Regions from separate parts of the Homo sapiens genome. Here regions 2 and 3 are each linked to region 1. A link is a loop called in an ENCODE intact Hi-C map of the cell type or tissue named here. Cell type or tissue: heart left ventricle. All regions are shown on one strand. Links, peaks and the distances in the headings refer to the core of each region. The heading gives the core; the rest is flanking DNA. Region 1 overlaps PLEKHA6 (pleckstrin homology domain containing A6). Region 2 overlaps PLEKHA6 (pleckstrin homology domain containing A6). Region 3 overlaps PLEKHA6 (pleckstrin homology domain containing A6).

What was found. Hi-C counts contacts between places; a loop is a spot of excess contacts. Peaks named below come from ENCODE experiments on the same cell type or tissue, not always from the same donor. Only the 100,000 strongest peaks of a DNase experiment are listed, where the experiment ranks them.
Region 2: a loop joins it to region 1, with 2.3 times the contacts of the local background. A loop is called at or near these places in 11 of 110 quality-filtered maps.
Region 3: it touches region 1 in a loop (3-fold over the local background); 6 of 110 quality-filtered maps call a loop at or near these places.

Annotation. Positions count from the first base shown.
Region 1 is chr1:204,252,769-204,262,689 of GRCh38, reverse strand. PLEKHA6 (pleckstrin homology domain containing A6) reads left to right here. Exons shown (of 23, transcript NM_014935.5): 7 at 1,242-1,384; 8 at 2,950-3,432; 9 at 4,821-5,337. Among named protein-coding and RNA genes, the nearest start is that of GOLT1A, 44 kb to the right of the region's middle. RefSeq lists enhancers at 8,042-8,541, 8,542-9,043. In heart left ventricle, for the core only: a CTCF peak has its summit at 4,135 (motif pointing left); DNase peaks (open chromatin) are centred at 4,119 and 8,423.
Region 2 is chr1:204,301,724-204,311,644 of GRCh38, reverse strand. The region is part of intron 1 of PLEKHA6 (pleckstrin homology domain containing A6); the gene reads left to right. Among named protein-coding and RNA genes, the nearest start is that of PLEKHA6, 53 kb to the left of the region's middle. RefSeq lists an enhancer at 7,098-7,718. In heart left ventricle, for the core only: a CTCF peak has its summit at 3,908; DNase peaks (open chromatin) are centred at 3,919 and 4,228; H3K4me3 peaks cover 1,886 bases; H3K27ac peaks cover 483 bases.
Region 3 is chr1:204,343,941-204,353,861 of GRCh38, reverse strand. The region is part of intron 1 of PLEKHA6 (pleckstrin homology domain containing A6); the gene reads left to right. It also overlaps the pseudogene RPL21P19. Among named protein-coding and RNA genes, the nearest start is that of PLEKHA6, 11 kb to the left of the region's middle. RefSeq lists an enhancer at 4,530-5,268. In heart left ventricle, for the core only: no CTCF peak of the experiment used is centred there; DNase peaks (open chromatin) are centred at 2,781 and 4,851; H3K4me3 peaks cover 723 bases; H3K27ac peaks cover 1,979 bases.

The DNA.
Region 1 (9,921 bases), core at 818-8,817:
CGAGGTGGGACCAGCTGCAGCTGAGGAATCTTTTGAGCATTTAGAGGGTGTGGGCTTGACGTTGCTGTTCAGGGGAGCCCTGAAGCTATCTCAACCCCCAGAGACCCAGGATTTAGGGCTCAAGGGGTCAGAGGCTGGAGTGAGGCTCACATCCGAGACTCTGAATCACTGCTAGATGTCCCCTGTTGAGTGGGCTAAGCTAGGCTACTGAGGATCTCACTGGGAAGTGTGCTGAGGTCCCAGAAAGCATTTAGTCCTGTGGCCTCTTTTCCTTGTGGCCTAAGAACTTTGAATTTCACCAGGCAGACTCTTTTCCCGTGAAATAGATGCATCAGTGAAGACCAGAGCAAAACCACAACTTGTCTGCAGTTGCAGAGCTGGTCAGGAGCAGAGCCAGGCTTAGCACTGCGATTCCCTGACTCACTCTCCACCACCAGCCTGAATTTCCCTGGTGCAAGCTCTCCACTCCCCACCCCTTGGTAGGCAGAACTGGGCATTGTTGGGTGCTGCCATTCCCGGGGGAATGCTGAGTAGAAGAGGACAATCTGAATATTCCCCCTTCCCTGTGCTCCTCACCGTTTCCTGCCACGTCGTCTTCTGTCTCTCCCTTTGGTGTTTGGTTGACCTGTTCTCTGCTTCTCCTCCTTCTGACCGCGTGAGGACCCCTCCTCTGGACAGGAGCTCTCTTCTGGGTTCCCGCCCGCAGTACCTGCTCGCAGCCACCAACTAGGTAGTGTGCCCCATCTGTATGCCAGTGCCTGCTTTGCATGCCTGCAGAGAGGGGCTTGGCTGTCTCTCCACGTGGAAGAGACAGTGCTAGCTTCTCAGCAGTGAAGCTGGGGCTAAGATTGGCATGTGCTCAGGGGGTCCTCTCTCCCAGACATGGGGTCATTGCCTTTGAAATCAAACATGGAATTTGCCGGGAGAATGGGTGTGATCATTGTCCCTCCTGCTTTAATTACCCCAGGTGGGGCAAGTAGGCTGACCTGGTTATTGGGCTGCCTAATGGTGCCCAGAGAGCCAGCCAAGGTGGATACGTGGGTACCAGCTGGAACCCTCGGGGTAGCTGCAAGCTGCCCTCTTCACCTTGCTCCTGAGCTCCGCATGGGGAAGAGCCCCAGGTGCAGGGAATGGCCCAACTGACTGCCCATTCTGTGGGCGTTGGTGTCTTCTCCCAACAGGTGACTGTGTGCTGGGTGGATGAGGCCGAGGCCAGCTCCACACGCTGCCTCTCCCCACAGGCTGAGCATGCCGGGGTCCGCACCTACTTCTTCAGTGCCGAGAGCCCCGAGGAGCAAGAGGCCTGGATCCAGGCCATGGGGGAGGCTGCTCGAGTACAGATCCCTCCAGCCCAGAAGTCAGTGCCCCAAGCTGTGCGGCACAGGTGAGTGCCAGGGAATTGAGTGTGGGGGTGCAGGAAGAATAAAGAGGGGAATGGAAGACACACCCAGCTCTGGGCCATTGCTAATCCCAGTGTGCCTACTTGAAGCCCTGGAGAATGTGTGAGCCGTCTCCTTGCATCCAGGCGGGAGGCCTGGCTGAGTGATTTCAGAGCCTGAAGTCTCTCTTCCCCTAGCCAGCTCCTCCTCTTCTCTCTGAGCTCGGGAAGGCCAAGAGAAAAGCCAGGTTCCATTGGGGTCTGGCCAGGAGCCAGAGGTCAGGGTCATTTGCTGGTTTTTCTCGGCTGTGTGTGTTAAGCACACCGCCTTTGGAGGAAAATAAACTCAGGTTTGAATCACACCTTGTCCACTTGGCTGTAGCGTGATCTCAGTGCAAGGGACTCACCCTCTCTGAACCCGAGGTTCCTCTGCTCAAAAACCAGCAAATACAACTCTACCTCATAGGGTTGTTGTGAGGCCTACACAGAGTGCGTGTAAAACACTCAACATGCAGTAAACTCTTAACATATGGCCGCTCCCATCGCCCGCCGTCACCCACGGTCTCAGCGTCTGTCTCTCCCTTAACTGGATGTGGAGTCTTGAGTTAGGTGCTAAGGGGGATCCAGGAAAAGGGGGTTTCACAGTGTAGGCTCCAAGTCCACATATCTTAGAAATGTTTACCAAGCAATGTTTCAACAATCCCACTTGAATATGTGGAGTTTGGGAAGCTGTAGGGGGAAAATTGTCACAAATTTCCATCTTCGCTTCAACCAAGGGGCATAATTCCAAGAGTTCATTCATTCATTTCACAAATACTTACTGTAAATATAAATGTGCAAGGCACTGTAGTGGGTGCTAGGAACACAGGGGAAGAAAGTCTGCCATGTTCCTACCCTTGTGGGGCCTGTATTCTCATGGAAAGTCAGTCCTGGAAGAAATGTGTTTTGGAGAAGGGAACTAGCGTGTTTATGTGCTTGTGAGTTTGAAAGCAGAAACTTCTGCTCCTGGTGCCCGCCATGTTTTATCTCACAGCAGTCCTAGGAGGGGAGCTATTATTATGCCCATTCTGCTGATGAGGAGCCCAAGACTCTTGGCAGTTAAATAACTTTCTATAAGAAAGACAGCTGCCCCGTGACAAGCCTTTGTCACTGGAGTATCAAGGACAGTTACTGATGTGAGTGCAAACCCAGTTTGGGGAGCTGGGTCAGGGATAGATCGCAGAGAGGACCAAGACTAGGTGAGGTTAGTCATGCCATAGCTTGAAGGCTGGGCTCAAAGCAGACTGACAGAGGGGAGTGGGGTGGAGAATGACCTGCAGAGAAGACGTGGGGGGCAGAGTTAACACAGCAGGTGTGGGCAGGGGCGGATTAGGTTGTATAATAATTTCCCAGGCTGGAGCGAGAAGGTGAAGGGGTGGGACTTAGGAAGCAGAACTGGAGTTCATAGAATCCTGGTTCCAGCCACCTCCCTGCCCATCCTTCCCCACTCCTCTTCTTCCCAGTCTGGCACCCCCTGCCCCACTCCATGCTGGGCTAGAGTCACTGACAGCATCTCCCTTGGCATCCTGCAGCCATGAGAAGCCAGACTCGGAGAACGTCCCACCCAGCAAGCACCACCAGCAGCCACCCCACAACAGCCTCCCTAAGCCTGAGCCAGAGGCCAAGACTCGAGGGGAGGGTGATGGCCGAGGCTGTGAGAAGGCAGAGAGAAGGCCTGAGAGGCCAGAAGTCAAGAAAGAGCCTCCGGTGAAAGCCAATGGCCTCCCAGCTGGACCGGAGCCAGCCTCAGAGCCGGGCAGCCCTTACCCCGAGGGCCCAAGAGTGCCAGGGGGTGGGGAACAGCCTGCCCAGCCCAATGGCTGGCAGTACCACTCCCCAAGCCGGCCAGGGAGCACAGCTTTCCCGTCTCAGGATGGAGAGACTGGGGGACACCGGCGGAGTTTCCCACCACGCACCAACCCTGACAAAATTGCCCAGCGCAAGAGCTCCATGAACCAGCTTCAGCAGTGGGTGAATCTGCGCCGGGGGGTACCCCCGCCTGAAGACCTTCGGAGGTGAGGCATGCCGGCGGCTGGGGTGGGGCTGATATGGTATTATGGCTAGAGCGTGCGAGTGGGGTCATAGCCCACGAGGCATCCCCTGTTGGAAACCTTCTGGAAGCAGGCTGAGTTGGGAAACCAAGCAAATCCCATGCTTCCTGGCTTGCCCAAATCCTGCCTGCCCCATGGCTCCACCATTAGAGTCTGGCTGCTGTCCCTGATTCTTGGTTTCTTTGTCTGCTTCCTTCAGAAGAAGGGACAGAGTGCCCCAGTGCCTCTCCACGGCGTGCTGGGGAGCCCAGAACACAGCAGGCTTTGGGAGGGGGCCTGAAGTTGTTATAGTCATACATCCATCCAAGCTATGGGCCCTCCTACAACATCCTCTCCCCAGTGCTCCACCCACTTGAGACTCACTAACTGCCAGACCAACTCATTCCATTTTTGAACAACTCTAATTGTTTTAAAGCCATGATTTATATGAAGTTAAAAAACAAAACAAAGTAGCTCATTGGTCCCAACATGGCCATCTATGACCATTTACGCCTTTATCCAATGACTGACTTTGAAATATCTGGGGACATTTATTGGGCCCAATGGTGTCCCTCAGGGCAAATGGGCTGCAGGCTCCTTCCCTGGGGATTTGGGCAGCTCCAGGGACTGCAGGCCACAGCTTCAGGAAGGCCATGGGGCCCGGGAGGAACCTGCCCTCTAGTGGCCTGAGCGGCTGCGCATTGCTGGTGGTCTGGTGCCTGGGAGCATCAGGCCTGCTCTGGGGAGAACCACTTGGGATGAGTCCCAAGAATCTACTGGTTCTGTCCCTGACAAGATCATACAGTCAGGAAGCTGGGCATGGTGGCTCACACCTGTGGTCCCAGCTACTACTCTACAGGTGGATGTGGGAGGATTGCTTGAGCCCAGGAGTTCAAGGCTGCAGTGAGCCTTGATGGCCCCACTGTATTCCAGGCTGGTGACAGAATGGACCTCATCTCTAAAATAATATAAAATAGATCAGGAAGCCGCCCTTTCTTTCATCCCTCCTACATTGCCCTCCTTCAGGTGCCTGGTAGACTTTCTTCTATTTGCCTCTCTCAGAAAAGATCTGATAAACTGGTTCATGCTGAGATGGAGATGGCTGATAAGGCTTCACGTTTCTTCCTAGGGATATGTCATTTTAAAGAGGCAAAGATTGAAGCTCTGAATGGTGCAGTGTCCAGCCTTGGGGAGTTGTTTGAGGAGGGGGGCTGTGAGGACAGGAGTCTTTCCCTCATCTCTGGAATAAACCTCAGCCCCTGTGTACCTATTCAAGCACCCTGCTCTAGGCTGGGGGACCTGGAGGTGGGGCTGGGGTGGGTGGAGGGGTGCCCGTGTTGTCTGCCTTCATTACAATGTCCCCTCTCTCTCAGTCCCTCTAGGTTCTATCCTGTGTCTCGCAGGGTCCCTGAGTACTATGGCCCCTACTCCTCCCAGTACCCCGATGATTATCAGTACTACCCGCCAGGAGTGCGGCCGGAGAGCATCTGTTCCATGCCGGCCTATGATCGGATCAGCCCGCCCTGGGCCCTGGAGGACAAGCGCCATGCCTTCCGCAATGGGGGTGGCCCTGCCTACCAGCTGCGAGAGTGGAAGGAGCCCGCCAGCTACGGGCGGCAGGATGCCACCGTCTGGATCCCAAGCCCCTCCCGGCAGCCAGTCTATTATGATGAGCTGGATGCCGCCTCTAGCTCCCTGCGCCGCCTGTCCCTGCAGCCCCGCTCCCACTCTGTGCCCCGCTCACCCAGCCAGGGCTCCTACAGCCGTGCCCGCATTTACTCCCCTGTCCGCTCACCCAGTGCCCGTTTTGAGCGGCTGCCACCTCGCAGTGAGGACATCTATGCTGACCCTGCTGCCTATGTGATGAGGCGATCCATCAGCTCCCCCAAGGTGAGCCACCAGCCTGCCCTTCCTTCCTCATCCCCTGAGGTCCCCAGAAGCCTAAGACCATCTACTGAGAAAAGGCAGAGATGTGGGAGCATCTGTGCCACGGGGCCACTGGGCCGTTTGTCTGCAGGACCAGCAGTGCTGCCCAGCGGAGCCCCTGGCCTGTGGTTCTGTCTGTAGGAGAGCTGTCTTGGGGATGGCTTTGCCTCTTGAGTGGGGACATTGCTTTCTGTACATGCCCCCAAGTTGTGCCAGATACCATGCCGTCATATAAGAGGGCAGAGAGGGTTCTGTCTTTTCAAATCTTGAGGACCTGGACAGATCATTGCAAGGGGGGCTGCTGTCCATTTCAGTTTGGGATCTGCTCTGGGAACTGAACACAAATACCTCTAACCTTGAGCTTCAGCTGTTGGGGAACTCCGTGTCCCAGCCAGACCCCTCACCTCTGCGATCCCTTTCTCTTCCAGTATGATTACCTGGGAGACAGGCGGCCAGTCCCTGCAGGACTGTTCCCCTACAACTACCCACCATCCCCCACGGTCCACGATAAGATGGTACGTCCTTTCTCCCCTCCACCTGTCTCAGGGCCTCCCCGCACCGTGCTCCACTCAGGGTGGAGCTAAACTGGGGCGGACTCCAGGGACGCTCTGTGCCTAGTGCCTGGCCTGGCTGGTTTTTAGCAGCCTCTGGATACCTCCTCCCTCCCAGCCAGGACTCTAGCCCCAGTATCAAGTTTGGTGCCAATAACCCCTTCTCCTCTGTGACACAGCCCGTGGAGGAGGGATGAGATCTGGGAGCATGTAATATCCTGGTCCCTCTCCTCTCCAGCATGCAGGAGAAGGGGCCTAGGCAGGAAAAATCAGGCCAGAGCTCCTAACAAGAAGCAAGATCTTCTAAACTTTTTTCCCCTGAAGCATAGTTATTTCATGTTTGTCCTTTGCCTGGAATGCCACTTTTGGGGAGAGATACAAGCGATATGATTGAGGAAGAAAAAATTTTCCGAATTGCATCTCCTCCTTTTTCTCTGCCTCTTTCTACTCGTGTCTCTCCCTGGAATTTGTTCTCCTGAGAACTTTTGCCACCACCTAGAGACCTAGATAAGATGCTCCACTTGGGAGGGTTGGGGAGGACCACTGGGACCAACAGGCAGAATCCTTTTCCAGAAAGCCTGTTGCTGACTCATTTCCATAACAGTACCAGGAGGCCAGAGTGGAGGAGGGCTGGGCAGGCTGGAGGCTAGGCGGCTGCTCCTTCCCCTCTCTGTCTGATTCTCACTCTGCCAGTGTCCACAGCATATAAGCTTTGCCCACAGCAAACACACGCACCCAGAAACAACCGATTTTTCCAGAAAACTCAGAAACAGCTGCTAACAAGTGCTGCCTAAATTGCTCTGATGACACTCACCTCTCCCAGGGAGGCCTAGGCAGACCTAGGAGAGATGGCACTGGGGTCTGCGTGTGCCCCTCCTCTCCTGGAGTGTCCAGTAGAGAACTACTTTGCCTGCCCACATCCTCAACCCCTCCCTTCCTGAGAACTCCTCAAGGGCAGAGGGAGAAGCCTCTCCTTGTCCTTGTCGCTAACTCTTAACTGCTTTGCTTCTTTTTTTATTGTTTTCTTTTGTGTGTTCCTGTTTGTTTGTGTTGCTGTTTGGCCTCTGGGCCTCGGGCTCCGGGTAGGATGAACTTTTAGATCTTCAGTTGCAAAGAAACCTAGAGTATTTGGATCAGCAGGTAGGCAGAGCTGGTGCCCCCCTTATCATCCCACTGCCTTCCTGTCGCATCTCTCCACTCCTCCCCACCTCCTCATCTTCCAGCCATTTGACAACCTTTGTTGGTGCAAGCAGGACACAACAAAGTGGCTTATGTTTTGGTTTGCGCCTACACACCCCTTCTCTTCAAAGCCCTTTAGGACAGCTGGGAGTTTCCTGGGGAAAGAAGCATAATAAGTAGGCACATGAATAATTAATGCCACCTCTTATTTCTCCAGTGCTCAGCTCAGATGGAACTGCCCCCAGGGGGCAGGTGGGAATTTGCATTTTTTCTGGCGAGAGGAGGGAGTCGCAGAGTCGAGGGAGCTCTAGGCTGGGCCTAAAATGCTAGGGATTTAGTTCAGCCTGAATCTGGGAAATCATCTTATCATATTTTACAGGTTGTTGTTAAACTCCATAATTGGTAAACTGAGGCCTGCAGACCCTCCCTAGGATGATTTTTAAAGTAATATTCACTCAGTGTATTCATTAGTTCCTCCAAAAGCCCTTTTGCATAAACAGCTCGTGCATTCCTGAGAATTCAGTGCAAACAGAGGGAGTATTATCAACCCAGTTTTACAGGTGAGCAAGCTGAAGAGGCAGTGAATGTTCCATGAGCTGCAAGCAGTGGCTGCCTGGTCTCTGCTCCGGGGTTCTAACCCTTTCTTGTCTTTTAAGCTAAGGGAGCTGTGAGACTGAGTTTAGACAGGCTGGGGGTCAATATGCTGGGTATTTATATAAGCACATACTCTTAAGTTTAGATCTGTGCTACAAACCACGACCTAGAAGTACACAACACTGTCCTGTGGAGGCAGCCTGGAGGGGTGGAAATAATAATAATAATAACAACAGCTACAATAATTGGATGCCTCCTCCATGCCCCATACTATTCTAAGCATTTTTCAGATCTTAACTCATTTAATCTTCACTATAACCCTGTAAGATGGATGCTATTATTACCCCCATTTTACAGCTGAGGAAACTAAAGCACAGAGAGGTTGAATAACATGCCAAGAACACACAGCCAGTGAACAGCCGAGCTTGGACAGTGACTCCAAGCTTCTGACCCAGTTTACAGCTGAGGAAACATCTAATGTGTGACAAAGCTGCTGTCAAACCTCATTAGGATGAGTTCATGCTCTTAAAGTTACAGAAAAAAAAAATTTTAAATGAGATGCTATAGCTGCAACTGTTGGTTCTTCTAGTCACAAGCCATGTGACCCATCTCACCAGGGCTTCATGTCGGTGTCGCAATTCGATTTTGTAATAGGCCTCAGGCACTAGGAAGCACCAATGTCCACAGTTCAATAAACAGGGATGGCTCCTGGCCCTGGAGGCCGTGGCATTCCAGCTCCAGAAGCAGCTCATTGTGTCCACACCATGAGCATTCTGGGCCATGTGGGAACAGATCCCAGGATTCCAACTCTGAGCAGGGCCGGGAGGTCCAGGATCCTGCTGATGGGAAACAAGATCCAAAGTGCCTTGCAGGGGTGAGGAGCAGGGCTCATGGCCCACCCACCTCCGGATTCCTGAGCAAGCTATCCTCCCTGTCACCCATGTGATTGGCTTTCTACTCCATCCACAATGCCCAGCTGTCCAAGCATTCAGTGCAGACAGCAGGGTCCCTTCCTGCGGGCTTTTGCCCTCACAGAGGGGCTGGTCCATTAGGCTAGGGGCTTCAGAACTAGCCTTCCAGAAGACTCCCTCATGGATAAAGGGTATTATTCCTTTTTGTTTGTTTGTTTGTTTTTGTTTTTGTTTTTTTTTTTTTTTTTGAGACAAGATCTCACTCTGTTGCCTAGGCTAGAGTATAGTGGCACAAACCTAGCTCACTGCAACCTCCACCTCCCAGGCTGAAGTGATCCTCCCACCTCAGCCTCCTGAGCAGCTAGGACTACAGACAGGTGTGCAGCCACCACACCTGGCTAATTAAAAAATTTTTTTTTGTAGAGATGGGTGTCCCACTGTACTGGCCAGGCTGGTCTCAAACTCCCAGCCTCAAGTGATCCTCTCACCTCTGCCTCTCAAAGTGCTAGGGTTATAGGCATGAGCCACTGTAGCTGGCCAAGTGTAGTACTCTTTTTTTTGAGAAGGAGTCTCGCCCTTTCACCCAGGCTGGAGTGCAGTGGCGCGATCTCGGCTCACTGTAGGCTTCGCCCCCAGGGTTCACGTAGGTAGTACTCTTAAAAGGCAGTCTTGTATGATGAGAAGAGTCCAGGACATAGTCAGACACTGCTGCTCTAGTTCTAGCTCTGCCATTTACAAGGAAGTTTGTTTTTTTTTTAATCTTGGAAATGTCACTTAGTTTCTCTGGGTCTTTGTTTTCTCAATCATAAAATGGGCATTGTAGAATCTGCCCTTTCCTTTCAACCTCACAGATGTATTGGGAGAATCAAGCAGGGGTGCATATGTGAGCTCTTTGTCAGGCATCGCAAGGAGTGACAGTCACCACTTGCTGCTGTTATTATTTTGTTTTTCCCAAACTCAAAAATATCAATGAGCACTCCTTACCATGTGTGAGGCACTGGGTTAGGTAGTTTCTTACAAAATCTAACATTTTGAAGAGACAGAAGGTAGCACACAAGAATCCTCCTAGAGGTAAGACCCACCTGTGCTGAAAGATCCCCAAAGCCGCAGCACAGGCGGGAGCAGGCCAGGATGAGAACACTCCTGCTCGCTTCCTCTACTGCTCTGGATCTGCGTGTTGGGGAAGGAATGAGATACCTACAGGTTACTGTGCATGGATGGCTCCTGGCCCTCAAGGCCCTTGCATTACAGGGCTAAAGAGGTAGAAAAATCAGTTCCTAGGAAAGCCTTTTGAAATGCTGCAGACCCTGCAA
Region 2 (9,921 bases), core at 606-8,605, 49 kb before region 1:
CCTTTGAACATCTTGGAAGGAAGAAATATTTGAAAACTGTATTGTATTTGGCAGTTATCATTAGTTTTTTTTTGTTACACTCAAGAAGCCTTAATCTGCTTAGTTCTGGAACTAGAAACAATGAGTAGAAGCAGAATAACTTTTTTTTTTTTTGACACAGAGTTTCGCTCTTGTTGCCCAGGTTGGAGTACAATGGCATGATCTCGGCTCCCCACAACCTCTGCCTCCCAGGTTCAAGTGATTCTCCTGCCTCAGCCTCCCGAGTAGCTGGGATTACAGGCATGTGCCACCACACCTGGCTAATTTTGTATTTTTAGGAGAGATGAGGTTTCTCCATGTTGGTCAGGCTGGTTTCAAACTCCCGACCTCAGGTGATCTGCCTGCCTCAGCCTCCCAAAGTGCTGGTATTACAGGCATGAGCCACCTCGCAGAACTTTCTAACAGCACTCTTCAACAATGGAGCAGGCTACCTTCCAAAGTAGTGAGTGTGCTGTCTCTGCAGGAGTTCAAGCGGCCTGTGGATAACCATCTTTCATAGTGGTTGCTGAGGCCTTTTCCTGCACCGGCTGGGAGGGCAGACTGCTTAATGCTGAGATCCCTCCAAAATGTGGGAGGCTCTCATTCTGGGATCACCAAATCTCCCAGCTCAGGATAAGGGGTTTCCCTAACTCTAGGCTAATGCACTAGAGATTGGAATTAGGGCAAGTTCCTCCCCACACCCGCATCATCACCGGAGGCATTCTTCCTGACTTCCTTCTCCAAAGCAGAGCCTCTTTTCTCTCCCTAAATGTCCTTTACTATGATTTTTTCTCCCAAAGTCTTTGAGCTTTTGTGTACTCTCCCTGCTGCATGTCTCAGAACTAGCTTTTATTGTAGATGAGTCTTTGCCCTCTGTTCCTAATCATTTCTAGCAGGATGAGAGATTGGCAATCAAGCAACTATTTATTGCATCTCTACTACGTATAAGGCATTTGTATAGGAGCTGAGAGGGAAGGCAAGGAATTGCAATAAATAGTCCAATCCTTAAAAATCTTCAGTCTCTCTTTTGGAAAAACGTTTTTGGCGTAAAAAGTCAGTTGAGGGTCAAGGTTGTATGTAAATGACAGTTGAGTGGTAAAGACAGTAGTAGGAATGCGGGAAGGGGAGGGAGTAAGAGATGGCCAGTAGTAGGCTGAGGTACTTTGGTGAACTGGGCCAGTGGATTTCAGATCTGACTGCTGTTGGGATGAGAGACTGAAATAGAAGAGTCAAAGTTGACCTGGAAGTTATAACCCTGTTTAACCAGGAGAGTTAACATTGACATTGATAGAAGTAAGGGTGAACTTAGATGGGGAGCCCATTCATAATTGATTTTTGTTTTTTCACTTGCATGCATAGTAGTCAAACAATATAGAAAAGTATTCAGTGAAAGTCTCTCTCTCGATCTATCTCTCATCTATGCCCAGTCCCCTCCTTGGAGAGGATCACTGTTACCAGTGTCTGCTACATCCTTCCTGAGAGGCTGTAAGCTAGGGGTCGGCCAACTGTGACCCATGGGCCACATCCAGCCCACTACCTAATTTTGCGTGACCCTTAAGCTAAGAATGGGGTTTATATTTGGTGCTGAAAAAAAAATCAAAAGGAGAATGATGTTTTGTGACACATGAAATTCAAATTTTAGTGTCCACAAGTAGAGTTTTATTGAAACATAGCCACACTCATTCATCTATGCTTTTTTGTTTCTGCTCATTTGTTTACTTATGAGTGGCTGCTTTTGCACTATGATGGTAGCATTGAGTGTAACAGGGACTGTATGGCCTACAAAGCTAAAAATATATATCTAACCCTTTACATAAAAAGTTTGCTGACTCCTGCTCTAGGCAAATATAATATTGGTAGTTAACATAAATTATTTCTTAGTCCAAGAAGCATCATACTAAATTGATACTATCTTCATTTACCATATCTTGTACAGTTCCTTCTCAATATGGTCATGCATTACTTAATTTTGGGGCTACATTCTGAGAAGTGCATTTTTAGGCAAGTTTGTTGTCATGCGAACATGACAGTGTACGTACACAAGCCCAGGTGGTATAGCCTACTACACACGTAGGCTTTATGGTGTAGCCTATTGCTTAAACCTGTACCGCATGCTACTGTACCGAATACTGTAGGCAGCTATAACACAGTGGTATGTGTGTACCTAAATATAGAAAAAGTACAGGAAAAATGCAGTGTTATAATCCTATGGGAACACTTTTGTATATGTGGTCCATCGTTGACCAGAACGACCTTATGCGGCGTGTGATTGTACAATGATATATTAGTCAGTGGGTGGTCAATCTTAATTTGATTGTAGCATGCTGAGTTTAAGGTTCAGTCTGGTTACCCTCAGGAAAATGCTCAGTAGGTGGTTGGGCTCATGGGACTGAAGCTTGGAGCCTGGAGGTTGAGATGCGGGGGAGACCTGCAGGGAGTCTTCAGTGTGAATCTGTCTATGACCTCAGCCTGCACGTCAAATATTTCCCTTAACAGAAATGAAGCACTACATGCTGAGCACTGTACAAAGTAAACTATGGATGTTAATAGAGTGACAGAAAGACAATGAATGAGAAACATGAAACCAGCCACTGGAGGAACAGTAAATACTACAGGCAATTTAGAATTACCTTCTTGAGGCCGGGCGTGGTGGCTCACGCCTGTAATCCCAGCACTTTGGGAGGCCAAGGTGGGCGGATCATGAGGTCAGGAGATCGAGACCATCCTGGCTAACACAGTGAAACCCCGTCTCTACTAAAAATACAAAAAAATTAGCCGGGCGTGATGGTGGGTGCCTGTAGTCCCAGCTACTCGGGAGGCTGAGGGAGGAGAATGGCGTGAACCCGGGAGGCGGAGCTTGCAGTGAGCCAAGATTGTGCCACTGCACTCCAGCCTGGGCGACAGCCAGACTCTGTCTCAAAAAAAAAAAAAAAAAAAAAGAAAAAGAAAAAGAATTACCTTCTTGAGTCAGCTGGCGACTGGAGGTAGTGGGAAGAGCAATGGGCATTTACTGAGTGCCTACCATGTGCCCCTGTATACATGTTACCTTATTTACTGTGACTCAGATGGGATCCTTAGCCTCATTTTACAGATAAGGAAACTGAAGCTCAGAGAGGTTAAGTGATTTTTTTTTTCTTGCAATCAGTGGTCCAAGTGAGTATCTAGTTGTATTAAAGCATGGTTCCAACTGACATTGATTGATTGATTGATTGACAGGGTCTCGCTCTGTCACCCAGGTGGGAGTGCAATGGCATGATCATAGGATCATAGCTCACTGCAGCCTCGAACCCCTGGCCTCAAGCAATCCTCCTAAAGTGTTGAGATTATAGGCATGAGCCACTGCCCAGCCCATCTGACTTGTAAGCCTCTTATTTTCCTTCTACCATCCAAGATGCCGAATCGGGCTGGGAGTCACTCCCTGGCTTTGCCAAGCCATGTCATCATCCTGGCCTCAGCTCTCTTATCTGCAAAATGAGGCATTTGTTACAATTGCTACAGTCCCTTCCTAGTCTCACCTGGCCTAATTCTATTATGGGTGGAAGCACAAAAGAAAGGGGAGCTCCATAAGAAGGATATGCAGAAAATTGGGAGAGGTGAGGAAGACAAATTTAGCCATTTATATATGTCAGACCCAGTTATCTAGAATCGGATCCTTAGGAGAATATTCCCTAATATGGAGGAATAGTCTCAAAATCTCTGCTCTTAAGCTGCAGACTTGCCTGTTGCCCTTATTGCCTCGATCCTGAGTGCCACTTAAGCACCTGGACTTGAACTGCTGGAGGGGTTGGGGCTGGGAGAGACAGTGGAGAGCACCTGGCAGGGCTCTCTCCCAGTGCCTGCACCTCTGGGCTCAGCTCCGCTGGGCTAGCTCAGCTTAGGGTTTCAGGAGTTGCTGCAGCTAGAGGGCTGTCTGATGTTTCCAATGAGCAGGCGGGGTAGGGAGTGAGGGGAACGCGAGGGCGGGTAAGCCATCAGACCCGAGGAACTGGGGGTGTGAGTGTGTTTATATAGGACTTGGCCAACCTGCAGTTTCAGATTTCAGAGCCAGCTTTATTGGGAGATGTTCCTTAGGTTTTCAGTTAGCGCTGGAGCAAGGAGAGAGCTGACACCAGAGTCTTCCTGGAAGGCTGGGGGAATTCTGGAATCCCAGGCTCTCTCCCTGTCTCCTTCCTTCTCATGGGCAGTGCATCCGCCACCCTCGGCAGCTTTCTCCGATCAGAAGTATTGCTTCACTCCTTCTCAGTCGGCAGTCTGCGTCTCCCAGCTGGGTCCTGACATCTGGCATGGAAGGTAAAATCTAGGGTCCTGGGGATCTCCGCTAGGAAGATCTGGGGCCAGCCAAACTTTCAGTGGAGAGGACCCGGGAGAAAAACTCACATGTTGGGCAAAGAGCAGTATTTCACAGTAAGGCAGATATGAATGAGTGTGAGTGTGTGAGAGTGAATGTGTGTGAGTGTGTGTGTGGTGCAGGTACTTCTGTTAATAGTTGGGAAGCAAATCTTTTACCTGTTCTTCCTCTTTCTTTTACCTCTTCTTCTTTTCATTTATCCCTTCTTTCTCTTCTAGCAAATAAGAATATTGCATAAATGTTCATCTTCCTCGGGGTCTCTCATTAAAAAGTTAAAGAAAATATCTAATTTCTAGAAGGTGACTATTTTCTCCCTTGGGGGTAGGGGGCTGCAGAGGGAATTTAGAGACATAAGTACAACCCATGTGTATCCAGAGGACTGATGCCCCTAGGGTAAGCCCTGGATTTTGTAGGTGCTTAGAACACTTGTTTTTTTAATTTTAGATGGTGGGGGATGGTGTACATGTACAGGTTCATTACGTGGATATATTGCATAATGCTGAGGTTTGGGCTTCTGTTGAACCAGTCACCCAAATAGTGAATATAGTACCCAATAGGTTTATCCCCCATTTTGGAGTCCCCGGTATCTATCTACTGTTGTTATCTTTATGTCCTGGAACATTTCTTATAAATCTACCTGTAAAGCTGTCTGTTGGGAAGGTGAGATCCTTATGCATTCCAGCATGGTCTCCATGTGAAATTAGCTTGAACCAACCCAAGGGATCAAAGCTATGAGGGGCAAGTGGCAGGAGCACTTTCTTCTCAGTGCCTCAGAATTGGGCAGGATGGAGGCCAAAGCCTTGGAAGAGGGGGAGGAGGAATTGGCATTTTGCCTGAAAGCAGAAATTTGGGCGAGACAGGTGATTGGTGGATGGTGGGTAAGGCTGGCTGAATGTGGCCCCGTCTTCCTAGGGTTTGTGTGGTGTTTCTTGGTGGCAAGGAGCAGAGATCAGAGAACTGCCTTGTACAGGGGCTGGTGGGTGGGCAGCCTGGCCTGGCTGCCATCTGAGCAGTCACTGGTCCTGTGGGCAGCACATGCTGTGAGGCAGGATCTCGCAGGAATGGTGGGTGGCCCAGACTCAATGGGACAGAGCCAGAGGCTGGAGGTGGTTTTTGAAAAGCAGATTTGGGGTGGTGAGATATACATTGGAGGAGGAATGTGGTGGAGAAAGCTAGAGAAAGAATATGGGGTGGATGGAAAGGAACAAAAAGAGGGATTGGGGAGTCCTAAACTCTGACACATTCCAAAGCTGCAGCCAGGCAAGTGATCTCAACTCTCAATGTCGATATAATCCAGAATAGGTGAGAAAACCACCGTTTGCCTACTGACTTCTGAATATAGTGGGAGAAATGTATGAGAGGTGATGCGGGATGGGCAAAGTGCAACAAAAATACATTTTAAGCCTAAGAAATCATATAGTACAATGGAATTTAGAAGGCAATCACACAGCCATTTATTAGGCAATACAATTAATAGGTTGTACAGTCTGGTTATTTTTGAAACTATGGGCATTAAACATTTTTTTATTTATGTCACCACCTACTTCCAAATAGAATTCATAGCATCTTTATGTAGTTGGTAGATGCTGCTGTGCATAATTTTGGCCAAAAGAGTGTCATAATTTCTTCCTTTTGTTCAATTGTACAGTGCTTTGCAGCTCAGACCAAGTGTGCTTTCATACCCACACTCCCATTCTAGCTCAATTTAGCAGGTGTTTACTGATCCCTCTTCTTCCCTAAGCAGTGTGCTAGATTTTGAGTATAGAGAGATGGAAAAGAACTGGATCTGCCTTCAAGGGTCTCTCAGTTTACCTGCAATCCTGTAGGGAAGATGGGAAAAATATTCCTACAATATAGATGAGGAAACTGGAGCCAAAAGATGCTGCTATGGTTAGTCAGCAGGAGGGATGGATTAGAATCCAACTCCTAATCCAGCGTGCCGCAGTACTGCATGCACCTCCCTCTACCCCACTGCCCAGCAATGCACGCACTTTCCTTTACCTGTTCATCCCCCATACTTTCTGCATCAGAGTAATGAGAAAGAAGCAGTGATAGGGAAGGCAGAGTGGAAAACTGCTCCCTGGTATGGAACCAGTCCTCTCTGGGCCCCCTCATCGTGCAATTGAAATGGCATCACTGGGTCTATGTCTCTGTTACGTTGCCAATTTGATGCTCTCTACCACGCACCAGAGGCATACTTTTTTTCCTCAGGTAATTCTTGACTTGGAGTAGATTGCCTTCTTCTCTATTGTCCCTGAATTATTTGAACAGGCGAGGATATGGTAAAATTCAGGGGCTCACAGAAATTTAAGAGGTTTCAGTAGGGTGGTAGATGCTCACTGGACACCTGCTTTATAAAATAACAACCAATGTTTGTTCAGTGCCTTGTAATTGACAGAGTGCCTTTAATATAAGTAAAGAATAGTATGTGTATTAATTTCCCCCTCCCTTCCATACCTGCCCTACTCAGGTTTTCTAGAAGGTCTGAATCCCAAAAGCGTAGGATCTTTCTCTTAATTTTTAGGCTCAAGCTAAAAGGGACATGGAGCTGTCTTCTGGCCCAGTGATTCCCAAGTTTTGGTCTGTGACAGAGTTTTCACCAGTCTGAGGTAAAATAAGAAAAATAGGGAAAATTTACCAATTTTTTTCAGAAAGCAAAATGTATTAGAAGACATCTTTTAGGGGCAGGAGATGTGCTGAAATATTTACTAGCTTATCCTTTTTCAGAGCTGATGGTGAGAGTAGATGGTAATCAGGCTTTTAAAATATCCTTATTTAGCAAAATTAAAAGTTGACAATCTTATATTGGTTGTCCCTGATAAGGCCACTTTTGGGGCAGATTTCTGAAAACTTGAATTCTGATCTTGTCACTACCATCTTTCCCTGCGGGTCTTTAGAATGTGATAAACTGATAAACATATTGAGTCTTTCTCCATTCTTACTTTGTGAGAGGTTTCTACCTCCAGGGTCAGGCCCCCGGTGAAGGAATGTACTCTCACTTCCTCTTCCCCTTTGTCCTGAATAGCAGGGATAGCAGGGCTTTGGGATTAGGACTTGCGCATTCTTATTCCTACAGTCACCTTTTGGAAATGAGGGAGGTCGTCTTCTATCTTTGGAAAAGAGCAAGGAGATCTGTGGATTGGATTTTGGGAATAGTGTGAGAAACATGTTGTTAACTGGGTGGTTGAAGTCAAGAACATTTAAAAATCTTGATATCAATTTTTGAAATGGTGGGTCTTCTTGAACTCTCAAGAATATAGGCTAAGCCTGGCACAGTGGCTCACACCTGTAATCCTGGCACTTTGGGAGGCTGAGGCGGGCAGATCGCTTGAGCTCAGGAGTTCAAGACAAGCCTGGGCAACACGGTGAAATCCCGTCTCTACAAAAAAATACAAAAATTAACCAGACATGGTGACACACGCCTACAGTCCCAGCTACTCAGGAGGCTAAGGCAGGAGGATCGCTTGAGCCAAGGAGGCAGAGGTTGCAGTTAGCCGTGATTGCGCCTCTGTACTCCAGCCTGGGCAATAGAGTGAGACTCTTGTCTCACCACCACCCCCGTACCCCAAAATAATATAGATTGGAGCTTTTGTAAATTTGGAGGCTCCTGGGGGTATTAGAGTGTCTGAGTCTTCTACCTTTTGAGGATTCAGACCTGGAATTACAACAAATATGTGGGAAACCCCAGACAGGTGCCCAGCTGCCAGAATCTGAGACACATGGTTGGTGTGCACATATATGCAGACTTGTATGAGCAAAAGCTTTTAGGAAAAACTCAGTTTGAAACCACCCTAGGACTTGAACTAGATGCTCTTTTTTGAGGTTCATTCTAGGACACTTTTCCTAAAAGCAGATACCCAGGACTTCTTTATATAAGAAAACTTTCTGATTTTTTCATCCCATTTTCATGTCCTGAAATAAGAGCCCTCCTAGCCTAGGAAAGTGGTTAAGATTCCTAAATTAGGAAGGTTGTTCAACTGTGGGGAGAGGGTGAGAGGGTGGCAGATTCTCGAGCTTTCTCAGGGCAAAGAGGCATAGGGAAAATGACTAAAGGGAAGATTGGCTCCGATCTGGAAGACCAGGCCAAGGTGTGTGAGATTTTCTTTTCCAGACAGTTTCTAGATAGTGATGGGTCAGTCCAGCAGCATAGCCCTTAAGAACGGTGATGCAGGAAAGCCTGAACCTGTGACTGATGATGGATACCATGGGGCTGTTCAAACTAGCAGAGGGGGGAAAGAAAGAAAAGGATCCAAGAAGTGTAAATTAAAGATAGCTGCCACTTGAGGAGCTTCTTCAGGTTAGACCCCTCCGTGCTTCATCTGATGGCTCCACCTAGGGTTGGGCAGATGAATGATGGTGACAGGCAGTGGTTTTCTTTTTCTTTTTCTTTTTCTTTTTCTTTGAGATGGAGTTTTGCTCTTGTCCCCCAGGCTGGAGTGCAATGGCTTGATATCGGCTCACCACAACCTCCACCTCCTGGGTTCAAGCAATTCTCCTGCCTCAGCCTCCCAAGCAGCTGGGATTACAGGCATGCGCCACCACGCTCAGATAATTTTGTATTTTTAGTAGAGATGGGGTTTCTCCATGTTGGTCAGGCTGGTCTCAAATTCCTGACCTCAGGTAATCTGCCCGCCTCGGCCTCCCAAAGTGCTGGTATTATAGGCGTGAGCCACTGTACCCGGCTGGCAGTGGTTTTCTTAGCCCACCTCTGGTCCCCTCCAGTGGTGGCTTTCCCCAAGGAGGCTTTCCCCAAGGAGGATCTTTTCTTAACTTTGCATAAGTTTGGGACACAGCATTAGGGAGTACAGCTAAATTCTTAGAGATTAGAATCTCTTCTGAGATGTTCAAGCCAGAAGGAAGAAGGCGTTAATCATGCAGCATGGCTTTTCCTGAATGCAAAGACCAGCCTGGGCAACATGACACATGCAAGGTCAACAAGGATATTCCTGGACTTTTGAAGATGTCCCCCTCCTTATCATGGTGAGATTATGGAAAGCAATACCTGGACTCCAGGGCCAGCTTTGTCTCTAACTTGCTTCATGGTCTTGGAAAACTCAATCCTTCTCTCTGGGCCTCAGATTCTTCATTTGTAACATGAGGGAATTGAATTTGATTGCCACCATCCTCTTTGTTTAATTCTGCATGCCTCAGGTCTCCATGTGATACACAGTAGGGCGTTTCTAAGAATTTCATGTAGATGTTATCACTCCAAGAAAAGAAGCATCCACAACCTCTTTCTGAACTGCAGGTCTACTGCCCAACAGTCGTATGCCTGTTGGAAAAGTGGCTGAAGGTGGCAGGATGGACTAGGTCTTCTCAAGATAGCAGGTCCAAGGTCAGAATTGAGAAGTCCACTTGGACGACTGTGCCTTAGAGTGGGTTGAGTCCATAATAATCATCAGTAAGTCCCTAAAATGTACGACTAGAGCCAAGAGATCTGAGAATTGCCCAACATTTTTCACTGTTACTGACCAGGGCTGGTTTCCCATTTTAAAAGCCTCCTGAGGCCATGAAACAGCATCAGGAGAAACATGCCAAACCTGTTCGGCTGTGTG
Region 3 (9,921 bases), core at 634-8,633, 91 kb before region 1:
AACCTGCTTTGGTGGGGTGGTGCGGGTGGGAGTATGGTGATAGAGGCGTAGTGCTGAGACCTGTTTGAATGACAAGTGAGGTCTAGAACCCAGGTTTCCTCCTCCTAACCCAATGCTTTTCCCCTTCTGAGCCTCAGTATCCTCATCTCTAAAATGGGAATAATAGTTCCCACCCTGCCCTTATCACCAAGGATCAAATGAGTTAGGTGTAGGAAGTAGGTGTGAATATAAAGCAATGCGACCTGAAAGTCCATGATCACATCAAATGTGAAAGCTCTTTAAAGTTCTCCATATGCTCCCGGTGGCCCTGGCCACTGCTTCTTGGACTCTGACCTTCTCAGTCACTTCTCTGCTGTCCAGTAATTCCTGACTCCATTGTCTTCTAATCCTGCCAACTCTCCCCACAACTATGAGTGATTACAGGGCAGTACTTAGCACATAGTAGGTGCTCAACAAATGTTGGTTGGATATATGAAGCTTTGGATGGGAGGGTTAGGCCCCAAGGAGCAGGCACAGAGAAACACTCATGAGAAAGCCTTGGGTGAGGGCAGTGGTGGGGAATTTATTCCCTGTTCTCCTCAGCCTTGCCTCTCACTCCACTGTACTTCTTCAAGGCAAGAGATGGCCTGATTTGTCTTATTTGTATCTGTGATGTTTCACGCAGAGCCAGTCACAAAATGGTTGGTAACTGCTTTTTGATTGGCTGAGTGAATGAGACAGGGTGATGTGGTAGAGACAGCATGGAATTAAGTGGTGGGTAGAACTTGGGAGCCTGGCCCTACCATTTGCTTTGGGTACATACTTACTGCATGCTCCTTATGTACCAGGCAGGTACTAGGTTGCAAAAATGAATTTTTATTTTGATTTATTTATTTTTGAGATGGGGCCTCACTCTGTCCCCCAGGCTGGAATGCAGTGGCATGATCATAGCTCACTGTAGTCTCCACCTCCTAGGCTCATGCAGTCCTCCCACCTCAGCCTCCTGAGTAGCTGGGACCACAGGCATGCACCACCACACCTGGCTGATTATTTTATTTTTTGTAGAGACAGAGTCTCACTTTGTTGCCCAGGCTAGTCTTAAACTCCTGGGCTCAAGTGATCCTCCTGCCTCGGCCTCCCAAAGTATTGGGACTACAGGCGTGAGCCACTGTGACCGGTCAAAAAAAAATTTTTAAACTCACGCTCTTGTAAGGGAGCAGATGAGTGAGCAAACGACCATGCTGTATATGATACAGACATATGCTACATATGTTGGTGGCCAAAAAAGAAAAGGATAGACTCTCCTAGGAGGTTCCCCAAGGCAGAAACCTTAAGCCGGGTCTCAGCTTGGGAAAATTACTTAACCTCTCTGGGTCTCTGTTTCCTAAGCTATCCTGTTAGGAGACTGAAGTCTCCGCAGCGGCAAGGAGTAAATGAAATAAAATAATATGAAGAAAACATGTGGCACTGGATAGTCTTTTTTTCTTTTTTCTTTTCTTTTTTTTTTTGAGACGGAGTCTCGCTCTGTGGCCCAGGCTGGAGTGCAGTGGTGCGATCTTGGCTCACTGCAACCTCTGCCTCCCAGGTTCAAGCAATTCTCCTGCCTCAGCCTCCTGAGTAGCTGGGATTACAAGGCATGCGCCACCATGCCGGGCTAATTTTGGTATTTTTAGTAGAGATGGGGTTTCACCATGTTGGCCAGGCTGGTCTCAAATTCCTGGCCTCAAGTGATCTGTCTGCCTTGGCCTCCGGAAGTGCTGGGGTTACAGGTGTGAGCCACCACACCTGGCCTAAATAATCTTTTTTTTTGAGACAAAGTCTCACTCTGTCACCCAGGCTGGAGTGCAGTGGCGAGATCTCGGCTCACTGCAACCTCCGCCTGCCAGGTTCAAACGATTCTCTTGCCTCAGCCTCCTGAGTAGTTGGGATTACAGACATGCACCACCACGCCTGGCTAATTTTTGTATTTTTAGTAGAGATGAGTTTTTACCATGTTGGGCATGGTGAAACTTAATAACTTAATAAAAGTTAAAAATGTCACCTTGAAACCAGGCCTGGGATTGGTTGGTGGGAGGAGCTTGGGGAGGGCAGGAGCTGAAGGAATTCCAGGAAGCTGGTCCCTACACAGCCTCACCCTGTCTCTGCTGGTTAGTACCTGTGCAGCCTTGAGTAAGTCCCTCACCTTCTCTAAGTCTCAGGCACTCTATCTGCGAAGTGAGGATAATATGATTGTTGTATGGCTCAATTGAGAAACTTCACACAAGTCACCTACAACATGCTAGGCACATAGTAAGTACTAGAAAATATTAGCTCTTCCTTATGATTTTTACCACCATATTTCACAGAGAGACCACATCTGCACGCTGACACACGCATGTTGCATATGTGTGGACTCCTGGATATGCTCAGGAAGGGCGGAGGGTGAGAGGGCCTGGGGTTAGGCTGAATGACAGCTGGCTGCTGCTCAGCCTGAGAAGCCTTCCTGGAGGTGAGGCGACCGGAACTCTGTAGAGAAGGTGGGAGGGGTCGGGTTCGGCTTGGGTGATGGAACTGGGGAGGACGGCTTGTGGTTCATGCCCAAGTTGGGGGAGCCTGCTTCATGGGAAACATGTCAAAGGGAAAGGTGGCCCCTGACAGCAGGAACTTAGTTATCTCAGGCACGTAGGCCACCTCCCCCCCGCCACACCCCACTCCCCCTGCCTGGGCCAGTCCTGCCAGCAGCATCCCAGCTGCTCGGTAGCCCGGCTGGTCCCCTGACCTTCCTAAGCAAGGCAGCCTGGCGGCCATGCTGGGTTGCCGTGGTAACTGGCGGCCTCCCAGCTGGGTTGCCCGGGTAACCGGTTAGCTGGCGTTCGGAGAGGAGGGTGGTGAGCTGGGGGAAGTCAGCCTCAAAAGAGGCAGAGAAGGACAAGGGCTGGACAAGGAGGAAGACAGATCCCAGATGCCCCCAGCACAGCCCTCTCCTCTCTCCCTCGTGGGACTGGGAAAGCCAGAAAAAGGCAGGTAGGAAAGAATGTTGTGCTGTTTCCGACCCTTTGTGTGTATGTTTTGCAGTGTGAGTCGTCTTGGCCTTCATGGGACGTTTAGGGGATTTGACAGGGCGGCTCAGGAGCTAACCCTGGCAGTGATAAAACCAGGGGCCATCCAAACCAAGACGTCAGTCCTGGTCCTCCCCCCGCCCCCATCTCCCAGACAATTTTACCTCTTTGAGCTTTGATTTCTTCATCTGTAAAATGGAGAGAACTTGGACCTCCAGAGCACACGTTTGGGAGCAGTGCCTGGCACCGTCAGCGGTGGGTTCCTTCCTCTCCTTCCATAGTGATTTTTGATTTGGTGGCTGCTTTCCAGCCTGTGAAGAGCTTGCACTAGAGGCCAACCCTGCTCTGAGCCCAGCCCTGCGGAGGGGATGGTGGTGGGATGGTTGGAATTCTTGACAAATTAGAGACATGGCTCTTACCTCAAGGAGTTTACCAGCTCACTCTGCTGAGGGCAGAACACAAGTTACACAGGTTGGAACATCTGCAAGAGCAAGAAAGGTTTTTTTATTTTTGTTTTTGTTTTTGAGACACGGTCTTACTCTGTCACCCATGCTGGAGTGTCCTGGTGACATCATAGCTCATTGCAGCCTTGACCTCCCTGGCTCAAGCCATCCTCCCACCTCAGCCTCCCAAGGAGCTGGGACTACACGTGCTTGCCACTGTGCCCAGCTAATTTTTGTATTTTTTGGTAGAGACGGTTTCACCATGTTGTCCAGGCTGGTCTTGAACTTCTGGGCTCAAGTGAGCCATCTGCCTCAGCTTCCCAAAGTGCTGGGATTACAGACATGAACCACTGCGCCTGGCCAGAATGTTTTAAAAGGAAGACATCGAAATTTTTGACTGCAACCAGTAGAAATACATTCCAGGAGCACATGCGTGTTACCCTTACTGTAAGTGGTGCATGTCATATTGCAGTCTTGTCTGGCCTATACATATTTATTTTTAAAGATAGTCTTCACCCTTCAACTTGCTTTCGCACTCACAGATGAGTCACTTCTTTCAGTGAAACACTGAGACAGCATGCGCACTAAGGCTCTTCAGGTATGTATAGGCCCTCCCCCACTGCTCTCACCTTCCAGGTGCCATCACCTGGGGCATCCTCGCCACTCTGATCTATGAAGTCAACGAGACTGAGAAGTCTCATGACTTGCCTAGGGCCAGAAGCAGCAAGTCCTGGAGCCAAGGCTCGAGCTGGGTCTCTGTTGCTCAGGTCCACAGCCCACCCTAACGCCTGCTGAATCTGCTGCCCAGTTTTATTCCTGCTGTGAGGAGAACTCAAGGATTCTTTTTTTTTTTTTTTTTTTGAGATGGAGTCCTGCTCTGTTGCCCAGGCTGGAGCGCAGTGGCGTGATCTTGGCTCACTGCAACCTCTGGCTCCTGGGTTCAAGTGATTCTCCTGCCTCAGCCTCCCAAGTAGCTGGGATTACAGGCACACACCACCATGCCCAGCTAAATTTTTTGTACTTTTAGTAGAGACGGGGTTTCGCCATATTGGCCAGGCTGGTCTCGAACTCCTGACCTCAAGTGATCCGCCCGCCTCGGCCTCCCAAAGTGCTGGGATTATAGGCGTGAGCCACCGCACCCGGCCAAGAACTCAAGGATTCTTATAGGGAGAGAAAGAGAGATCTCAAGATCCAAACAGATCCCAGGTGTCTGTCCTGGCCCCCTTAAAATTGAGGGCCTGGAGCCAGGCCCGGAACTCAGGCTCCTCTTGTCTGCTGTCTCAGGGACTGCAGAGGCTGGGACTGAGGAGAGCTGTGAAAAGAGAAGGCCAAGCTTGAAGCAGTCTGGGTGTTCCCTCCGTGTCTGAGGGGAGTCAGCCGGGAAGGATGGGTGGGGCTAGCTGCGTGGGCTGAAGCTAACCCCTCCCGACAAGCTGTTCTGGTTGCCAAGCAACTGGACCTCACTGTGAGGGCAGACTTGGTGTCAGGGGCCCAGGCCATGCCTAGAGGCCTCAGGCTTCTGGGAGGTTTTTTGACAGGAAAGCCTTAAACCAGTCCCCAGAGAAGCCCGTTTCTCATTGTCTATCTCCCATCTGACAATGGAGATGACAGTCAGCAGGATGTCTGCCAAGTGTGGCCTTGAGCACAGGCTAAGGTCAGCAGGGTGGGGGAGATGGCGGGGGGGGGGTTTGGCACCTGGGGGCTGAGTTGGGAGTGCCTGAAGCAAGAGGGGCGCGAGTGGCTGTGGAATACCCAGGCCAAATGCTGACCCTATAAATATTTATTGTGATAAAATAAAGATAAGGCCTGGAATGAGAAGCAGGAGCGAATGAAGGAATCCACACTGCTCGGTTCCATTTTCAGCCATGCTGTGTGAATTCAGCCTGTGTGTCCATCTCTCAGGACCGGGTTGGTTTGTGTGGGGTTCACTAGCTGGTACCATTCCTTCCCTTCCCAAATGGACTTTGCTCTTTGCAAACAGAAGAACGGGCAAGGCATTTATGGCTGGGAGACATTTCCTTGCTGTTTGGGCGTATTCTCTTTTCAGCTTCAAGCTGCCCAACCTGCCCTGTGTTGAAGGGAGGGCTGAAGGGTGGCTGATGGCTGAATTAGGGCCCGTGGCTTGAGGAGAAGGTTGCAGAGGGTCAAGAAGCTTCAGCTCTAGCCATGTCCTGGTCTCTCTAGGTTTCTTGTTAATTTACTCAGCACCCACTGCTTTAAGCAGCATTTCCAACTGTAAAAATGAGAGCAGTCAGAAGGTATCTTGTCCAGGCTCTTGATTTGTTATTTACGGCTCTTGGTGCCTCTGTAACATGTGGTGTTACAGGCCAGGGTGGTGGGTGTGTGCGACTAGGAATTCCGCTGAAATTCAAGTTGGATGTACGTTTCTAGCTCCAGCTGGGTGAGTAGAGGCTGGGGAGATGGTGGGTTTCTGATAAGGAGAATCGGTACTTCAGGATGGTACCAGCTGGCAAGGAGAGCATGCCCAGTGCTTCAAGAAGAGCTGATTTACACTGTGAAATTGGATGAGTATCTTTCTTATAGGAACCCCTAATCTCTGCATCCATATACTCTGCCATCTACCCACTCAATATACTCTATTCTCCCAGCTTGTCCAGGGTGACCTTTTGTTGCGGGAAGTCAGGGACCCAAAACGGAGGGACCGACTGAAGCCATGGCAGAAGAACGTGGTTTGTGAAGATTTCATGGACATTTATTAGTTCCCCAAATTAATACTTTTATAATTTCTTATGCCTGTCTTTACTGCAATCTCTAAACATAAATTGTGAAGATTTCATGGACACTTATCGCTTCCCCAATCAATACCCTTGTGATTTCCTATGCCTGTCTTTACTTTAATCTCTTAATCCTGTCATCTCGTAAGCCGAGGAGGATGTATGTCACCTCAGGACCCAGTGATAATTGCGTTAACTGCACAAATTGTAGAGCATGTGTGTTTAAACAATATGAAATCTGGGCACCTTGAAAAAAGAACAGGATAACAGCAGTGTTTAGGGAACAAGAGAGATCACCTTAAACTCTGACAGCCAGTGAGCCAGGCAGAACAGAGCCATATTTCTCTTCTTTCAAAAGCAAATGGGAGCCTTTCGGCCATAACTGCCATCTTCCAGTAATTCGCCAAAATGACGAATACAAAGGGAAAGAGGAGAGGCACCCGATGTATGTTCTCTAGGCCTTTTAGAAAACATGGAGTTGTTCCTTTGGCCACGTATATGCGAGTCTATAAGAAAGGTGATATTGTAGACATCAAGGGAATGGGTACTGTTCAAAAAGGAATGCCCCACACGCGTTACCACGGCAAAACTGGAAGAGTCTACAATGTTACCCAGCATGCTGTTGGCATTGTTGTAAACAAACAAGTTAAAGGCAAGATTCTTGCCAAGAGAATTAATGTGCGTATTGAGCACATTAAGCACTCTAAGAGCCGAGATAGCTTCCTGAAACGTGTGAAGGAAAATGATCAGAAAAAGAAAGAAGCCAAAGAGAAAGTTACCTGGATTCAACTAAAGCGCCAGCCTGCTCCACCCAGAGAAGCACACTTTGTGAGAACCAATGGGAAGGAGCCTGAGCTGCTGGAACCTATTCCCTATGAATTCATGGCATAATAGGTGTTAAAAAAAAAAAAAGCAAATGGGAGAAATATCGCTGAATTCTTTTTCTCAGCAAGGAACATCCCTGGGAAAGAGAATACAAAGAGTCTGTTTCTGAGGTGATGGGTCACTTACCCATGGCCACATTGGGAAGTGAGGGAGGAATCAGAATTAGAATTTATGGATGTTTCCATGTTTCCTGCCGAGCCATCTTCTTGCCCCTCGTGTGACCCAACTGTGAGTGTGGGTGTGTATTAACCAGTAAGAGAAATGGAGGTGTGGGGGATGTGGTTATTTATTTGACTCCACTTTGTCATGGCTTCCCCTGTGGTCATGGCTCATTTGTGGTGGCTCAGAGCTGCCCGGCTGGCCACCCTCAGGTGCCCAGACCCGTGTTCTGGAAGAGGCAGGTGGTAGATGCTGCCTCCTCTAGGGGGGTGAGAGTGAGAGTGTTTGCTGCTCTCATGTTCCCATGCATACAGAGAGGGCCTGTCAGCTGCTCTAGGTATAATCGAGGGGGCTGTCAGACAGTGCAGAAATCTAGTCACAAAGCAGCTGAGGCAGGGCTTAGAGGCAGAGCTAGGGTGGAGGGAGAATCAGAGACCACACCCAGTGCCAGTAGTCTTCCTTGCTCCCTGCTGCCCACTTGTGATTGAGGAGGGGGCTATCCAATGGGGCAGCAGCTCCTCTAGGAGCCATAGCTTCCCTTTGCAGAACAGGCCTTCTCTGAATCCAGAAACCAAGTGTCCCCACTTAAAGCCAGCTTAACCATCTGGTGGTGGCTAGCAGGGTGAGCTTCGCTCATTCTCTTCTTTTCTCTGTACTCCTCTCCACACCTTTCTGCTCTTCCTTGCTATCCCTGTAACAGGGGTCACTTTTCTTGTGTGTGTTCAGATGTGAGTGTGGAGAGCGACTGGGAAGTTGGGTGAGCTGATTTTCTCCAGGGCTTCTGGTCTCTTACCATTAAGGTCAAGTGACTCAGCAGAGAAAGGAGGGTTTGCTCCAGTGGCTTTGCTGGGGGGAACCTGCTCTGGGGTCAGGGGGAGCAGAACATAGTGTGGGGGAAGAGGGGACAGGAGGAGTCATTGTTGGCCCTGCTGTTCTTTCAGGGAAATGCTTGAGTGCCTCCTCCACCAGCTCTCTAGTACTTGTGCTGTGGGTGAGGCTGAACCCAGGTCACAGTGCACGTGGGCGCTGGGGGAGGGTAACGGGGAGATCCTGTGACATCTGCCTCATGGTGGCACCCAGACCTGAGGGGGGCGGGAAGAAGAGAACCTGAGACCTCTGGAAGAGTGGCACAGCAGAGATGGGGAGTGTGGAGAGGGTTCTCAGTGGAAAGAAACCTCGAAGGGAGTGGGGCCAGGGGGCTGAGCAAAGAAGCCTGGGTTGGCAGGCATAGGGGAAGCTCAGGCACCTTCTGATGGGCTGTGTGTGGTCAAGCTGTCCTGGCCTCCTTGTTAGGAAAGTCTGCAGGGAGGGGGTAGAGTGGTAAGCATGGAGACAGAGAGTGTCTAGACCTCAGGAAGGACTTTTTTGTATCAAAATAGAAAGCATCCCAATCGGGCCCAGTGTCTTCCAGATTTGGTGTTGTCAGAACCAAGGCCAAAGTCATCAACACTTATACTTATTAAGTTATATTTTTAAAAGTGTCCTTTAATTGGCTGAATCAGCCAGTTGGAAATACAAGTTGTTCTGAAATGTTCCATCCACATATGTCTTTCTCGCCGATAAATGTGTATCTCCCCACAGCAATTAACACAATATCTTGAAAGAGTTGGTGCTCGGTAAGTCGCTTTCCCCACCTTCTCCAGGCATTATGCTTGGGGCAGGGGTGACATACAGGGAATGAGGTGCGGGAACTCTGGTTATGATGGAACTCTTACACCCACATTTTTTCCTGGGTTAGATTTCAGCTTGTTTCTCCACCTTCTGGCTCAGAGCCAGGATCCCTGCTTCCCAGTCACTGGCTGAAGGATTGGCAGGATGGGGCTGGATCACATCTCATCTGTCCTTTTCTGCTTTCCTCCTTGGAGATGTTGCTTTGTCACTCACTTCTGGGGCACCCTGATAATATGGATGAGGTACTGGTCTGCAGTATAATTAATTTGGGTTAGAAAACACTGAACATCTTTTATACTTTTTATAATTGACTCTATATATTTTTAAATATTTCTTTTTTTTTTTTTTTTTTGAGATGGAGTCTCACTCTGTCACCCAGGCTGGAATGCAGTGGCACAATCTCGGCTGACTGCAACCTCTGCCTCCCGGGTTCAAGCAATTCTCCTGCCTCAGCCTCTGGAGCAGCTGGGATTACAGGTGTACTCCACCACGTCCAGCTTATTTTTGTATTTTTAGTAGAGACGGGGTTTCACCATGTTGGCCAGGCTAGTCTTCAACTCCTGAGCTCAAATGATCCACCTGCCTAGGCCTCCCAAAGTGCTAGGATTACAGGCGTGAGCCACCAAGCCTGGCCTTAAATGTTTGTTTTTGAGAAGGAGCGGGCTATTTTCAGCCGGCTTAGAGGAGTTTATCACTCCCACAAGAACCTCAGGAGAGAACAGGTCAGGGAAGAGCGAGGTGTCAGCAGCAACAGCTCATTTACATATTTTCTGCAACTCTTCCCTTGGCTCAAATTGCAGGCATCCTGGCCAAGTTTCTTTATTTTTTCGAGATAGGGTCTTGCTGCGTTGCCCAGGCTGGTCTCAAACTCCTGGGCTTAAGCTATCCTCCTGCCTCATACTCCTGAGTAGCTGGGATTATAGGCACGCACCACTGAGCCTGGTTCTGGCCAAGTTTTAGTCTGGGCATTACTGTCACTTTCTCTCCATCACACACACCAAAATCAGGGGC